Linked DNA regions of Homo sapiens: region 1 is linked to region 2. The links are chromatin loops, found by intact Hi-C in ENCODE. Cell type or tissue: heart left ventricle. All regions are shown on one strand. Each heading gives the region's core, and the rest is flanking DNA. Links, peaks and the distances in the headings are about the cores only. Region 1 holds the start of LOC105378314 (a long non-coding RNA gene). Region 2 has its middle 300 kb from the start of IPMK.

Region 1 (8,347 bases), core at 201-8,200, 120 kb before region 2:
GCCGTACATCACTTAAATCACATCTCTTAAGTCACTTTATCAATAGTCACAATTCTGAACCTAAGGCAGGTCCCCCAAGAGATGTTGCCACCTGTATAGAAACGCTTAAATTATACTCCAGCCAAAGTCCTGTAAAGACTAAGCGGCTTTAAATTAACCCAAACTCTTTTTCTTAGCATTTCATCATTTCCTTTTGTGCTAATTGACTTATAATCCTAAATTTATATTTTCTCAAATAAAAGAGCTTTGCCATTTTCAGCAGCTAGGAGATGTGATTCTGGGGGCATAAAAAGCAGATGCTTCTTTTATGAAAGAATAGAAAGCTCAGGGCTCCAATGTCTCCCTTAATATCATTTTACACTTATATTGTTCACTTACAACTATTGTTATAGGGGGAAAAATGAATGCTTTCAAATGCTGAGCCAGTATTTTTAAGTCTCTTATTAGCAAGCTTATTCTACAAGATTAGTCTTGGTATTTCACAAAACTTAAAGTAATTATTTAAATTAGGGTCTTAAGCAGGAGATATACTTTGCACGTATATTTTCAACACTGCTCTACTTGTTCATTAGCAAATGTAAAAATAAGACCATGTGTTTTTAATTATGGTATAACAATAATAATAATAATAGATACTCTGAGACTACAAAGCCACATGAGCAAGCTTTTGCTATTATTTTCTGAGAACCTTGCCATACTTCTAGAATTTTTAGAGACCTTGTATACATCTTATCAAGTATACATTTTATCTAGTTCTTAAAGCAACTGTGCAATACACTTTTCATTCTCCCTATTTTACAGATGAAGAGAATGACACCCGAAAGACTAAGTAATATTCTAGGGAATAATATTCAGTGTGGAAATCAACACTTGAAGCCTGATCCCTCTTTCTGGGTTCTCAACCACTGGCTAGAGTGCCAGAGAGACAGATAGTCAGGAAAGGCTAGACTTTGAATTTAGAAGTGAAGAGTTTTACATAGACTTGAGTAGACAAAAGGACTAGGTCCGATCTCAAGGACTTGTGGCTAAAGTAGGAGAGGTCAATTCTGGCAAGTGCTCAGAGTTAAGCATTAACAGAGTCAGGAAGATCACTATGAACAGACCTGCTGAGCTCCAAAACTCAGACAGAAGCTGTTTTTATTTTGCCTGATTAAAGCTGTCTGCAGGTAGTCCTTGATCTGTGGGTACTGATTGTGGTTTAATGAGGATAATGAGGCTTGAAGTGGTTCTTTCCTTTCAGCAAAGACAGAGATATGAGTATTAACCCATGGTATTTCTGGACTAAAACAGGGCGGAGCTAGAGAATTGATTGCAAATTGCTCCAGCACAAATCTCCCCTCGAAGGCTCCTTCTTTCTGAGAACCAATGGCTGGATTAAACTGTTTATTGGTCTTTCCAAACCCAGGAGTCTACATTAAGATTCCAGTCACTGAATGTCTTAAACGTTCTGGCCAATTCAACACTTTTCCTATTTCTTCATTTGTTTGTTTATAGATTTGCTAGAAAAATTTGTGTAAGTACACCTTTCAAAAGTCAGCAGGCAATTCTTGCTAAATAGGATGCATGGTACTTCATAGGCAAAATGATATTTAGGTGATTGTGATATGTCTTATAAATTCATATTTATAATTTATAAATATATTATTTACAAATAATTTATAAATATATTTATGGTATTTATACATTAATGTGTATAAAAAGAGCATTTTCAAATCAAGGCATACTTCTTATATCTTGATTAGTCTCAAATTAGTTAAATACATAACATTTTCTTCCCAGTTCAAAAGATTTACGATGGTTCATTATCCTGAGAGCGCAATGGTCAGTAAGAAGGCTGTTTCTGTGACACCCGCCCCAGCATGGTGTCTACACCTATTTTATTCCTTTTTACAGAGTGCTATTTTCGGCATTCCTGTTAAGATCTATTGCCCTTTTTAATGATAATGAGGTGATGAAGAGGGAAAAGAAAACTATTAAGGATCACTCATCTGTTCTTCAGATTTCAAGTTGGTCATTCAACTGAAAGGTGATTCTGCAACAGACAGAGACATGTTCTTGATGCAGGGTTCTGTTCCAGAGGCAACTGAAGCCTTACTGTCTAATACATATTGGTCTTGAACACTAGACAGCTTCAGACAGCTTCCATTGTCCTTTAGTAATTTAAGGGGCAATCCTGACTCAACAGGTCTAAAGGAAGCATTTCCCCCCAAATAACAAAATAGATAAGCTAGAGTTTCTCATTTGAAGAGGAATCAGGGGGGTTAAGTTGTTTGTTTTTGTTCAAAGGTAGAAGTAAAGAAAACACAACTCAAAGGAAAATACAAAGGGGTTATTCACCATTTGGAGTTAACAGAGTCACATGGATTTTTCTGGTCAAAGCTGCTTTACTTGCACAGAGCAGAGGCCCATGCAAGCCAGCTCAAATATGTCAGATCTAACTGATGTGGCACATAAAGGTAGAATTACACATCACTGGATAAGATCGGAAACAGCTGGAAATTAGTATCATTGAAGCTGCATCTCCATCCCTCTTTGTCTCTGCCTCTCTCTGTGCTTCTGTCTTCTCTTTTTACTCACTTTATTCTTTTTCTGTCTCTTTTTACATCTGGCTTTAGCTCATCAGGATTTCAGTGTTAGCCCTTAACCTACATGATCTTTTATCTCAGTCTTTCAGTCTCCCAATTCCAAATTTCCAAGAAGGAATGTTAATGGATCAATCGGAAACAGATGTTCATGCCTGATCAAGTAGCCCTTGTAGGGATATTGATCACCTAACACAAACCTGACTACCTGGATGGGTCAATTTTGGAACCAAATTGCACTTCCTCACATGTCTGCTATATTGAGAAGTCACCTGCATCAAATTTAAGTCACTGCCTACTTACAAAACTAGGAAATTACTGCCTTATTTGCCATCAACAACAGGGAATATCTCTGCCTTGGATTTCTACTCTGCCACATAGACCAGCAGCCTCTGTTGTACTACTATAGTGGAAAGAGCTACAAACCAAATATAGCAACGTGGGATATTTCATACCCAGACAACCTCCAGGTTGTATGGTCTTGATTAAAAATACTTAACCTCTCTCTGAGCCTATGGCTTGGAAAAAGTGGGGAGAGAGAGAGATACATTAAACTAGATAATCTTCAACATTCTTTCCCAATTAAATGTGTTGTAAACATTGTGTTCAGTTATTTTGATAGAATCAGCACTAAACTCGGGTTGATACATGTCAGAGAAATGACTACCACTTCTCTCTTTATGAGGTTGGCCTATTTCCTAATTAACTTCTCTCCCATCTCACTACATTTCATCCCACAGTGAACATCACTAATATTAGACTGTCTCTAGTGTCCTAAGCATGTCAAGAATGTTCCTCTGTGTCCTTGCTATTGCTGTTCTCTCAGCCAAGAATGCCCTTGACACCATTGCCTGCTATTGAAACACTGCTTATCCTTCAAGACCCAGTGAAAACATCACCCCCTCTCTACAGCATTTCCTGATAAAAATAATTAATTGTCCCTTTTTTTCAGGCACAGGATACTAATGCACCTCTTCAAGCATGGATTTCATTTGGACTTAAAATAAATTTATTCGGTAATTTATTCTATATCACTTTCTAAGTCATAAATGCCTAAAGCACATGGATTATTTCTTGGGCACTTGTGTATCTCCACAAGAGCACCTGGTAATTATTTAGAATAAAGTAGATACTGAATGAATGAATGAATGCATCCTCATTAAATAAAAAAAGCTGAAATCAGAAACCTAGTACTCACGAAAGCATAAAACATTTTGTAGGTCAGGCCCAGTAGCTCACGCCTGTAATCCCAGGACTTTGCGAGGCCAAGGAGGAAGGATTGCTTGAGGAGGAGTTCAAGGCTGCAGCTAGCTATGATCGCACCACTATACTCCAGCCTGGGTGAAACACAGCAATAATCTGACTCAGAAATTTTTTTTTTTTTTTTTTACATACAACACTTTGGAAATTTCTTCATGATGCAATGAGGTAACAGAATGCCAAGATTATTTTTATAAATACTTTGGTTACTCAAACTTATCTGTATTTTATAATACTGATAGTATAATCATGGCTACCAATCCAAGTAAGCAGGTCAACAGGAAATCAGTAAAATAATCTTTTTCTCCACTTTTATAATATGGTATTGTATTCAAATAGCTAAATGTTAGAAATTAATTTCCTTTGCTCATTGCCGTGTATCATCACAAACTGCAATGAAAATTTTAAGTGTTCTATACTCAAAGTCCTCTAAAATGCAAATATTTTATCTATTCTGCCTTTTATGCCTGCTCTTTAACCATGAGTACTGAACCTTGCTGAATTTCTGACATTATCCTCAACATCAGTTTAACTAGTTGCTCTAGTTTCATCTTGTAAAAATGTGGCAAGGTCAGCATGCTTGAATGTAACACTGTCAACCCCTGCTGACTTGAACTCCATGACTGCATATAGTTAGTTCCATAAAGACAAGTTATATTCTTCTTTTGGGTATTGCTAAATTGCATGAATATATGTCTACAGATCTTGGGCTGCAGTGAAGAAACTCTTCTGAGGCATGTTTAGAAAATACCAACACTTCAGTACATAGGTTTGTAATCAAACCTTTATTCTGTGGTGCCGTGGCCCTAGGGCTGCTTGACTTTAAAAATGAATGAGCCAAAGATGATGAGAGACTACAGCTGGGAGACTCTACCACAGACATTAGAAACACAAATTCTGTTATGTAAAAGAAACAAATCATTGGGCACCAACATATTCTAAAGAAAAACTCCTTATTATTCACCTGCCTCTGCATTCATTGTACACTCACTAAGACTGGCTTCCAGCTATTAATTTTACAATAATAGGAAGGTTTATCTGAATGAGGGAATTGAATATTCCAGTTAATGGTAAAGAATATTACTTTTAAATTAATGCATCTACCTTAATTTATTCCTCAGTCTTCCATGAGTTAAAATGAATAAGTTGTTCTTAATCCAGGCAACAGAAAGTGCCTTGACAAAGATATAATTGCAGACATGCAAATTAAGTATCACATGCTGAACCTTGGGAAAAAATGTATGAAAATGTTGCCAAGCACTGAGACCGCCCAACAATCTCTATTGGTAAAGCAAACTCATCATTACCCTCTTTGTCACAACTGCATAGCTTATTCAATTTTCATAAACTGAACCTACCTATTTAACCAGCATACAGATCAATATATAGCATTTAGCAACTAATACACCCCCTTCCAGTCAATAACCCCCTGATAAGGGTTTATCTTACTATTACATAGTTTTGCCTGGTTTTGATGCTTACACCAACAAAATTGTATAGTGCCTTATCTCTTTTGTGTTTGACTTGTTTCACTCAACATTATATTTGTAAGATTCATCCAGACAGTTGTCTGTAGTTGTTCATTCTTATTACTGTATAGTAGTATTTCATTCTATACTATATCACAATGTATTAACCAATTGTCCTGTTGATATACTTTCAGATAGTTTCTGATTTGGAACTAATACAAATAGTGCTATCAGCTTGTTTTAAGATATATTTTTAGAAGTAGAGTGGCTATGTATGCGTGTGATCAGCTTTAGTAGTATTGCCAAAAACTGGTCTTTCGAGGAGTTGTACTAGCTTCCCTTTTACAAGCAATGTGAGTTATAATTACTACCTATCTCCAGCAGTGCTTTATTATCCTCTTTTAATCTACAATAAATAGTATGTCCCTTTGTGTTTACCTAGTAAATTGATCTCCTACAAATATTTTTAAATAAAAATGTTATCAACTAAGTACACAATATGTTGCATCAAATATTGTATTAAATTGCCATTGCTATATGAGCTTTTATGATGTATTACAGCAAATGATACAGAGATTTGGGTAAAAATTTGTATTCTAACCAATCACTGGCAAACAGCATGTTACAACAATAATTTCCTGGCAATTAGAGCCTTAACACAAAGTGGAAAATTTAGGAACTTACTTCATTTCTTTAAAACAAAAGAGAGAAATAATTTTTACCACACTTTAAAATATGAAACTCACTTATTCTAAAAGAAGTTCAGGAACTTTGATTAGAAAATTTAAAAGTCCCTAATGAGAATTCCTTTCCAGCTTGACAGTGATTAAAAGAATATCATCATTCAGAACATAGCTGTCCATGAATCAAAAATTCTTGTCTCTGAGAAAGAATGTTGAAGCCAATTATGCAAATGTGCAGAAGGGAGAAAGACAAGATTTCAAACCTCTTAATATGACCAAAGAGCACATTTTCAAACCAAACTCAGCTTTTAGGTTTTTATTCTATAAATCTGTAAATCTTAAAAACAAAGATAAAACAAAAAATACATACACACCAATTTTCTGATGTTAATCTAAGACAACTGTGACCCCTACTGTCCACATGTGTTTGCACATTTAAATTCTCAAGGCAAATTTCAGCATTGTTACCGAATATTCTTTGAGATTCTGATTTAAAAGGACACTAGACTAACAGCCAATGCAAGATCTAAAAATATGCCTCTAATTCTTAAGAAAGGGACAATTCAGCAAAATTTAAAGGAAGTGTATATATGTCAGCATGTAATATCTCTACTTTTCCTCCAATCTTTCTCCTTCAGACTAGCCATGAGCATTGCACCTGTCCCTCTCATGCCCTCATTTGTGTACAGCTAACATTTTAATATGAAAAGAAGGTCTTGATATATTCAGTTTAAAGGGATATATTGAGAAAGGTTGTCTCCCACAGCAACTGCAACCCCTATTTTGATTGGTTGTTAAGGTTTCTTAGTTCAAACTCAGGAGTTAATACAAGTTTTTCCATGTACAGAAAGGTGCACTTACAGGTAGATTAAGTATATTAGTAAGTTCGCCAGATACCTGGGTGGGACTTTTATGTAACATTCAGTGAGAAAGGTGAACTGGACATCTCATCACACCAAAGCAATATTTATTTCCATGTGCAGTTTGAGATGAAGGGTGTAGAAAAATGGAATTGATATTTAGTGAGCATCTTCTATTTAATAGTCACCATGCTAAGGTTTTTATACTTATTTTCTTAAGTTAATATTTGGAGCTTCATGAGCTATTGATTATTATGTCAACTTCAGAAAATCTGAGTGATTGCCCAAGGTTACATGAGGATTAAGTGGAAGAGCCAGGATTCAAACCCAAGTCTACCTGGTTCCAAAGCATAGGCTCTCACATTAAATGATTCTGCCCTTCACATCCTATTATATTTAGGATTCAGAAAACAGCACAGAAAAACAGAGTGAAAAAAACAATTTCTTCAAAGATCAATAGAACATGTTTTCCTAACTCTATGAATTAAAGTCAATAAATACTTATTTATTGCTACTATGTAGCTAAAATATTGCCTTATTCTAAAGAGAAATCAAAGGACCTTTTAACATCAAAAGTACATGTAAAGAACAAACGTAGGTAAGTCCCAAAGGACTTAGACAAAAATAGATAAGTCCCAAAGAGGGAAAATACTTAATAAACACTTGAAAACATGTTCAGGCCTTATCATTAAAAGATATACATTAAAATAATAAGGGGATAACAGTTTTCATTTTTCACATTGGCTAAAATTAATATTTTACCCTAGTAAGTATTTGTGAGGATATACAATATGGAAATTGATTGTGCTTTATGTGGCTGTGGGACTCTACGGTAGTTTAACCTGCTGGGTGTCCTGTCTCATGCCTGTAATCCCACCACTTTGGGAGGCTGAGGCAGGAGGATCACTTGAGGCCAGGAGTTTGAGGCTACAGTGAGCTATGATCCTATTACTGCATCCAGCCTGGGTGACAGAGTGAGACAACTTTTAAAAAAAAATTAAATAAAAATAAATAAATAAATAAAATGGTTCAACCTGTTATAAGTTGGGGGTCAGTTTAGTAAAGTCTAATAAAATTGAAGAGGAACATATCCCATGATCCAGCAGTTTTATTTCTGATAACATAGCCTTAGAGAAATATAGCACCTTGTGCAGGATATATATATATATATAGATAGATAGATAGATAGATAGATAGATAGATAGATAGATAGATATAGATATATAGATATAGATATAGATATATTCTCTATATATATTCTATATCTATATTCTCTATATATATATTCTATATATATATTCTCTATATATATTCTATATATATATTCTCTATATATATTCTATATATATATTCTCTATATATATTCTATCTATATTCTCTCTATATATATTCTATCTATATTCTCTCTATATATATTCTGTATATATATTCTGTCTATATGTTGTATATATATATTCTCTCTATATATTCTATATATATTCTTTCTATATATT
Region 2 (8,347 bases), core at 73-8,072:
TGAGGATAAATATTTAGAGATATTTAGAAATTTAAAATCAACAATATTTGTAATAGTAGCTATTGGATCATGGTGGAGAGTTTAAAAGAAAAAAAAGCAGGAAACACTACTGATGCCTATGTGTACATCATGTTGCCACCAACCAAATTTGGAGATGTAGAAGACACAGGCAGAAGACAGAAATTTGAAATATCTGTTGGGTGCTATTTTGATAGTAACAATAATAAAAGCAGTTATCATTGTTACCACTGCCAGTTACCTACCATGAGCTAAGTCCTTATTAAGTGTTTTATATGCAGTATTTTATATAAGCCTCATATTTGTCAGCATTTCCATTGTACATATAGGGAAAGTGAAGTACTGAAAAGTTTGGTAATTTGCCCCAGGTCACATTGCTAGTGAGTGAGTGACTGAGCCAACATTTATACCCAGGCAGCCTGGATCTAAATTTCATGTTTCAGATATAACTTAGAGGGCCCAGAACAATCATTTTATACAACAAAAAGAGAAAAGGACAGAACATGATATACTGATGCCAAAATAAAGAGGTCTGGGGAAACTAAAAACATCATCAGAAAGAACTTGTCTAAGAACTATTTTATCTAAACCAGGACTGGTTCCAACCTTGATTGAGATTCATAGGAATTTTTGTCAAGCCTGAATCTCTGTAGTATTCCTTGTCAGGTTGTCTAACCTTGGCCAGGTTGCTCAATCCCAGCCCTTGTTTATTCACATCTGAGATAAGGACACTGTGCTTCATAATCACTAAACTCTCTTTCATTTCTAAACTTCTGATATTCACTAGAAAGAAACTTGCTGAAAATCCTTATGTGAGCAATAATTTGCAAGTTCAGAGAAGGAGCCTCATAGTGCAGTACAGATTTATAACGAGCAAGAAGGCAAAAGGGTTACTGCCCTAAAGGTGGAATGTTCTTATACCAATATTTAGATTGAAGGAAACATAAAACAAAACTTTTCCTCTTTATCATCTGATGTAAGATAATTACATAAGTTAAAATCTTTAAAAGCTCAAGAAATGAATCAAACATTTTAGAAGGAAGCTTATTCTACTAAACCTGAACATTTCTCCAACAAACCAAGCAACCATCCAGGACCTTGAGAGACCCTCACAAGGAAATTAACATGTTCTTCTTTAGGGCCAACTCAAGTTTGTATACTTATAAACCTCTTCTTTGGGCCACAACACTTGCTGATGATAATGTAATCATTTCATGTATTCATCCTCTTAGCTCTAAGTGTCTCAAATCATTTATTTTACCAAAAAAAAAACTATTCCTTCACTCAACGACATATTTTCATACCTGTGAGGAACATCTTACAAAGAAGGGAAAACCACCTTCTTCACATTTACCCTGTGCCTATGACTATTCATATTACAATTAATGATTTATAAAAATGACTTGAGCTTTGGCTATAAAGTTACTCCATGTGATTCTTTAAATCTTAGCTAATTTTAAAGTCCATGTCAAATGATCTCTATAGGCCAACATGGTAATTTATTAATGAATTCTTCTAGGGAGGTTTGTTGTTTTCCTGAGATTAGACAGTCAGCAGGAAACCCATGTGTGTGTTTTTAACACTGCTTAGTAATATCTATGTCAGTGTCTCTACGTACCAGAACATGAGCAACCGGGACAATCCTTTGTCAGATGCTTCTGAGGACCTCCAGGATATAGAGAAATTCATTGTAGTGTTACCGTCATATTAATTGCCAAGAGAGCAGTAAAAAAGTTGAAAAGCTTTATTTGAAAGAATCATTTCAAAAAGCCATTTGTTCCAGATTAAACACAAAGGATATTTTTAATAAACACTTAGCTGCTCATTAATAATAAAAACAAAGGATGCTGTTTGTTCTTATTGTTTATGATATTCTTTCATGATTTCTCTGTGGCACTGTAATGGTGGTGGCTTTCGAACAGATGAATATGAGAAGCAAATTCTCTGAAATAAATTTCAGTTTTGTATCTCTTTGTAACAGAAATTTTAGTCTTCAATTCGTGTCTTTTTGTAAGCTCAAAGAAACACATGTGTATTATATTCATGTAAGAAACTACATTGCAATAATATTTGAGTCCCTCTTGATGTTTAATAAATGTCAGTACAAAAAGCACAGCTTTTATGGGAAAAAAGCATCTTTTTTTGCTGTATGGGCTGAGTCCTTAAGGTTCATTAAAATACATAGAAAGTTCTGTCATTTTCTTCCAATATAAGGTTTCACTATGATTGGCATGAGAATGGCTTAGCATATAAAATGAGAGGTCTCATGGAATGTCAGGACTAGATAAGGTTCAAAAGTCACTCACCCAAAATTTTCAAATTGCCCCTGGTTGAGCACCACTGGCCTATGTGGATAATTTTGGTATCTTGACACAGGACACCCTATTCAAGATACTGAAGAGTGAGAACACAACTCTTCTGTTTCTCCATGAAAGGTATAAAGAAAGAAAAGAAAAATACATACTCTCCCTTAATCTTGAGAAAACTTACCACATAGAATTATGTAGGAATAATCACCCTTAAAGCTTCCTTCAAACTCCCTGAATAATAAACATCATAAACTGTTTTACGATGAAGTTGAATAAGCAGTGACAATACTGGAATGTCTCACATTCTTACACTGAAATAAATTTTGAAATACTAATGATGAAAGCACGATTATCATCACACTGTTACAGTTCATTTTAACATTTAAGTTCCTCAGATACATGGAGTCTGGTATTATCCATATATCTATAAGGCAAAATTAATAAATATTTAAGAAAGAAGATGAGAATACAAAACTAATGTACTGAGAATTCTAGTTAAGATGTCTTATGATTTCAAGATACAAAGACCCATGAAGCCTAGCTTAAGTAAAAAGGAGAATATGGGAAAAAGATAAAGGGATATATCACAGACCCCAAAGGCAAAAAGTGGGGTACAACTCCATAGTGTACTAGAATTATAATAAAGTGGAAAGTTATGAGAAATTCAGACACAAACCTCCTTTCCTCTGGAACTACATGAACTCTCTTCCCTACTTCTATTTGTGTACCTATTTCATTCCTCTCTATATAAGTGAACTGACTAATTGTGTAGATATGGGGTCAGAAATAGTTACTCAGGTACTAAAACATGTCCTCCCTACTCCAGTGCCTCCAATCAATTATCAGAATCCTGTGTCACAATATGCAAATTTTCAGAGAGAAAGTCTAATATGGCCAGTTTAAGCCAACTGTCCATTGATAGTTCAAATACTTATAGCCAGCCATATAGTATGGTAATATCGTATAGAAATGGACACAAATGGATATCACTCTCAATACACCGGAAAGTTCTCAGAGAAAAAAACAGCATAAGCTAAAAAAAAGATAGAAGACAAAACATCAAACTGCTTAGGGTGCTAACTCTAGCACAACATGAATTTCAAGGCTGTCCCTGTCAGTTACTATGTGACCTTGGACAAGTCAGTTAGTCCTCTCTGTGTCACAATTTCCACATCGGTAAAACAAAAATAATCAGAGTACTTATTTCTTAGTGCTGTTTTTTGCATAAATCATATATAATACTGAGCACAGTGAAAATGGTAAATGTTCAATGAATGTTGTCTATTACTAAAACCATTATACCAAGTGTAGTAGGTAAAATCAGACCCTCTTTCCCCAAATATGACAATGTCTTAACACCCAGAATCTGTAAATGTTAGTTAGGTTACATGGCAAAGGGCAATTAAGGTTGGAGATGGAATTAAGATTACTAGTGAGTTTACATTAAATAATCCTGGATTATGTGGGTGAGTCCTTAAGAGTAGAACAGGAACTCAGAAGAGAGGGACAGAGATATGACCCTGGAAGTAAGGTCAGAGAAATGCTACATTGTTGGCTTTGAAGACGGAAAAACAGGAGCTATGAGCCAAGGAATATGAGCAACCTCTAAGAAGTGTCAACAGCAAAGAAACAGACCCTACCCAGAGCCTACAGAAAGGAATGTAGCCCGGTCAATGGCTTGATTTGAGCTCACTGAGTCCTAGGGCAGACTTTTGACCTACAGAATTGTAACATAATAATTTGTTGTTATTTAAGCTGATAAATTTGTGGTAACTTGTTATGACAGCAACGGAAAACTAATAAACTGAGATTTTTAAATCTTACTCAAATGTTGTTCAATGATCACCACAATTATAAAATTTCAAGTAAAAATAATTCATAACAATAATAATTCCTGATGTGTTAAAAAAAAAAAAAAAAAAAAGTCAGGCACAGTGGCTCACACCTGTAATCCCAGTGCTTTGGAAGGGCAAGGTGGGAGGATTGCCTGAGGCCAAGAGTTCAAGACCAGCCTGGGTGTATTAGTTCCTTTTCATGCTGCTTATAAAGACATACCTGAGGCTGGGAAGAAAAAGAGGTTTAATGGACTTATAGTTCCATACGGCTGGGGAGGCCTCATAATCATGACAGAAGACAAGGAGAAGCAAGTCACATCTTACATGAATGGCAGCAGGCAAAGAAAGAGAGAACTTTTTCAGGGGGACCCCTTTTTTTAAAACCATCAGATCTTGTGAGACTTATTCACTTGTCATGAGACCAGCACAGGAAAGACCTACCCATGATTCAATTACCTCCTACCAGGTCCCTCCCACAACATGTGGGAATTCAAGATAAGATTCTGGTGGGGGCACAGTCAAGTCATATCACTGGGCAACGTAGAAAGAACTCATTTCTACAAAAAGAAAATGAAAATACATATTTTAACAGGTGTGATGTCACACAACCATAGATCCAGCTACTCAAGAGGCTGAGGCAGAAAAATCGCTTGAGCCCAGGCATTCATGGCTTCAATGAGCTATTACTGCCTGTGCATTCCAGCCTGGTGGCAGAGTGAGACCCTGTCTCTAAAAAAAATAATAAAAATAAAAATAAAATTGTAACCTTACCAAGGCAAGCTCTCACAAAACTAGCCATGAGGTTTGTTTCTCTTCAGTGCTCACCCCTCCAATTTCCACTGGTTGCTTCCCTTCCTTTTCAGTACCTCACTCAGCACACACTATCTTCCCACTGCACCCTGGCTTTTTCCCCTTCTTAACCCTACTAGATGAGAAGGGACACCTGTCCTTGGGACTATTTCAATTTCCTAGTCCAACACACTCCCTCTATACCTAATTCCTTCAGAACCATGTTTATATCTAATATATAGTTAACCAACCAATCCATACACCCGTATTCCTGAATATTCTGCATTTAACAGCATTTTCCAGAGGAAACAGTCTTACAAGAAAGCAATAATGATCAATGCACAAACATAAGGAGTGCCATCACCATCAATATGAAGAGTATTCCGCAGGACTGTGCAGTGTACACACAGCTAGATGTGGTTTCCCTGCAAATGAGGCATAGCGGGAGTCTGTCCATGACAACAGGGAAACAATTTGAGTTGCCAGCAGTCATTTTGGCCTTCACCCAATGAAATGGCCATGGCAGCCACTCTGTCTGCATACAAGGCTGGATTGAAGAGTTAGTCAGCGGTGAGTTGTGCCTAAAGAGCTCACTGACACAGAACCACTGAGAGAGTGTGCATCCTCTCCTGGCAGGTCTTCTGAGGCCTTGAGATAATCATAGGTAAGACAGAAAGCTTCTTCCTGAAGCCATAGATGTTCCATTATTATCCTGAATAGCAACCAAAACACTTCTTGAAAATACTAAACTACTAACACAGCTTTAAAAAAAGAAAAGGGAAAGAATCAACCTGCATGAGGACAAAAACAAAGATTGTCTATTTTTTCCAGACTAAAAAATAAAGCCTAGAAAGGAAATTTTCAAAAAAATGAATAAACAAACCAATTTCTCAGGAGAATTAGCTCTTTTAGTGCCAATAAATTGCACTTAGCTCATTCTATAAATAAATTTGTGTAAGACAATAGACTTTTTACATGTACAAAGAATCTCATTATTTCTTTTCAAAAGACATTTAGAAAGCACAATATTCAAAGAATAATAGGAAAAAAAACCAGTAACATAAATTTCAACACAGATGAAAACAAAACTGTTAGTTCTGATCTCTTTCAAGATACTAGCCAAAATATTACCATCATCTGAGAAGCCAGTCTTATAGGATCGACAGATCCTTTCAATTTATTAAAACTAGGAAAAATATATTAGCTTTAGAACCCAATAAGAGAGCCACATAGCATATCTGCGGTATTTAACAAAGAGTGCTTACACACCAACATTGAGATATCAGGTAAGTATCCAAGATCCAAAGGAAACAGTGAGACCCTCCAAGGCAAGAGTAACAAGAAATAACAGTAACATTAGTGATGAAAATAAAAATTAATACAAAGTAAAAAACATGAGTGCCTTAGCTTGATTCAGAAACTGTAGGAGCAGGGTGGAACTAAAGAAGATTTAAGGGGCTCATAATCTGCAGTGAGGCAGTAGCAGGTGATAGTTTGCCTTCTCAGAGTAACCAGGGCAAAGAGTGACATCTGAGATGGAGAATAAAGTCAGGCTCGTAGCCGAAATCCAGGACATGAGGGGGGGCTTCCCACCTCCTGAGGGGGGCCTCGAATCAACTCTTGCTTAAGAAATTAATTTAAATAAATACAAAAGGCCTATATAGGACAAACACAGCCTTGTTAGCAAGAATAAATTAAGCCACTCAGTAGATCTGCAATATCTTTAATATCAGCTAGGGCAGGGATACAAAATGTCATAGAAAAGCCTGGTTTCCAAGCTGGTGGCTTGAAGATGCCAGTGAGGGAAAAGGCAAGACTCTTAGACAGAGAGAGTACACAGGAAAGAAGGAGGGAGAGAGAGCAAAAAATAATAATAATAATAATAATAATAATAACAACAAAATCTGCCTTAAGATGAGACTGCCTAATCTCAGGAAGATGCACTATTTTAGCTAGTACTAAAAAGCTGACAATATCAGCAACTTAAATGTAAATTTGCCCCAGATGAAATCAATGTCTAAAATTAAAGTATCACAAAGACTTTGAAATAGAATAAATTAAGAAATAATATATTAAATCAGAAGAAATTATCATTAATATAAAATATTACAATGCAGAAATAAATCTAGCCCATAAACAAACAGATAATTAAGATAATTGGTAAAAGAGAGAGAGAGGAAAAAATAACTGCACCCCAGAAATAAAATAGATATGCTTTGAAAGACTACACGAGACTCTTACAAATATTGAATATGTAAAAGGTCACAAACGAAATCTCAATGGGTTTTAAAAGGAAAATGATGTATGGTGTTATCATCTACAACCTTCTGATCTTTGACAAACCTGATGCAAACAAGCAATGGGGAAAGGATTCCCTGTTTAATAAATGGTGTTGGGAAAACTGGCTAGCCATATGCAGAAAACTGAAACGGGACCCCTTCCTTACAACTTATACAAAAATTAACTCAAGACAGATTAAAGACTTAAACGTAAAAGAGAAAACCATAAAAATCCTAGAAGAAAACATAGGCAATACCATTCAGGACACAGGCATGGACAAACATTTCATGTCTAAAACACCAAAAGCAATGGCAACAAAAGCCAAAATTGACAAATGGGATCTAATTAAAATAAAGAGCTTCCACATAGCAAAAGGAACTGTCATCAGAGTGAACAGACAACCTACAGAATGGGAGAAAATTTTTGCTATCTATCCATGTGACAAAGGGCTAATATCGAGAATCTACAAAGAACTTAAACACATTTGCAAGAAAAAAACAAACAACCCCATCAAAAAGTGGGCAAAGGATATGAACAAACACTTCTCAAAAGAAGACATTTATGGAGCCAATAAACATATGATAAAAAGCTCATCTTCACTGGTCATTAGAGAAATGCAGATCAAAACCACAATGAGATACAATCTCATGCCAGTTAGAATGGTGATCATTAAAAAGTCAGGAAACAACAGATGCTGGAGAGGATGTGGAGAAACAGGAACACTTTTACACTATTGGTTGAAGTGTAAATTAGTTCAAACATTGTGGAAGACAGTGTGGAGATTCCTGAAGGATCTACAACTAGAAATACCATTTGACCCAGCAACCCCATTACTGGATATACACCCAAAGGATTATAAATCATTCTACAATAAAGACACATGCACACATATGTTTATTGAGGCACTATTCACAATAACAAAGACTTGAAACCAACCCAAATGTCCATCAATGATAGACTGGATAAAGAAAATGTGGCACATATACACCATGGAATACTATGCAGCCATAAAAAAGGATGAGTTCAGGTCCTTTGCAGGGACATGGGTGAAGCTGGAAACCATCATATTCAGCAAACTATCACAAGAACAGAAAACCAAATACCACATGTTCTCAT

The links. A loop is a pair of places that touch in the nucleus more often than their neighbours do. Peaks named below come from ENCODE experiments on the same cell type or tissue, not always from the same donor. Only the 100,000 strongest peaks of a DNase experiment are listed, where the experiment ranks them.
Region 1: it touches region 2 in a loop (9-fold over the local background); 3 of 110 quality-filtered maps call a loop at or near these places.

The regions. Positions count from the first base shown.
Region 1 is chr10:57,843,512-57,851,858 of GRCh38, forward strand. It overlaps LOC105378314 (a long non-coding RNA gene), which reads right to left and starts at 3,865. Exons shown (of 3, transcript XR_001747454.1): 1 at 3,781-3,865. In heart left ventricle, for the core only: a CTCF peak has its summit at 6,403 (motif pointing left); no DNase peak of the experiment used is centred there; H3K27ac peaks cover 2,157 bases.
Region 2 is chr10:57,959,105-57,967,451 of GRCh38, forward strand. No RefSeq gene overlaps it. Among named protein-coding and RNA genes, the nearest start is that of IPMK, 300 kb to the right of the region's middle. In heart left ventricle, for the core only: no CTCF peak of the experiment used is centred there; no DNase peak of the experiment used is centred there; H3K27ac peaks cover 2,662 bases.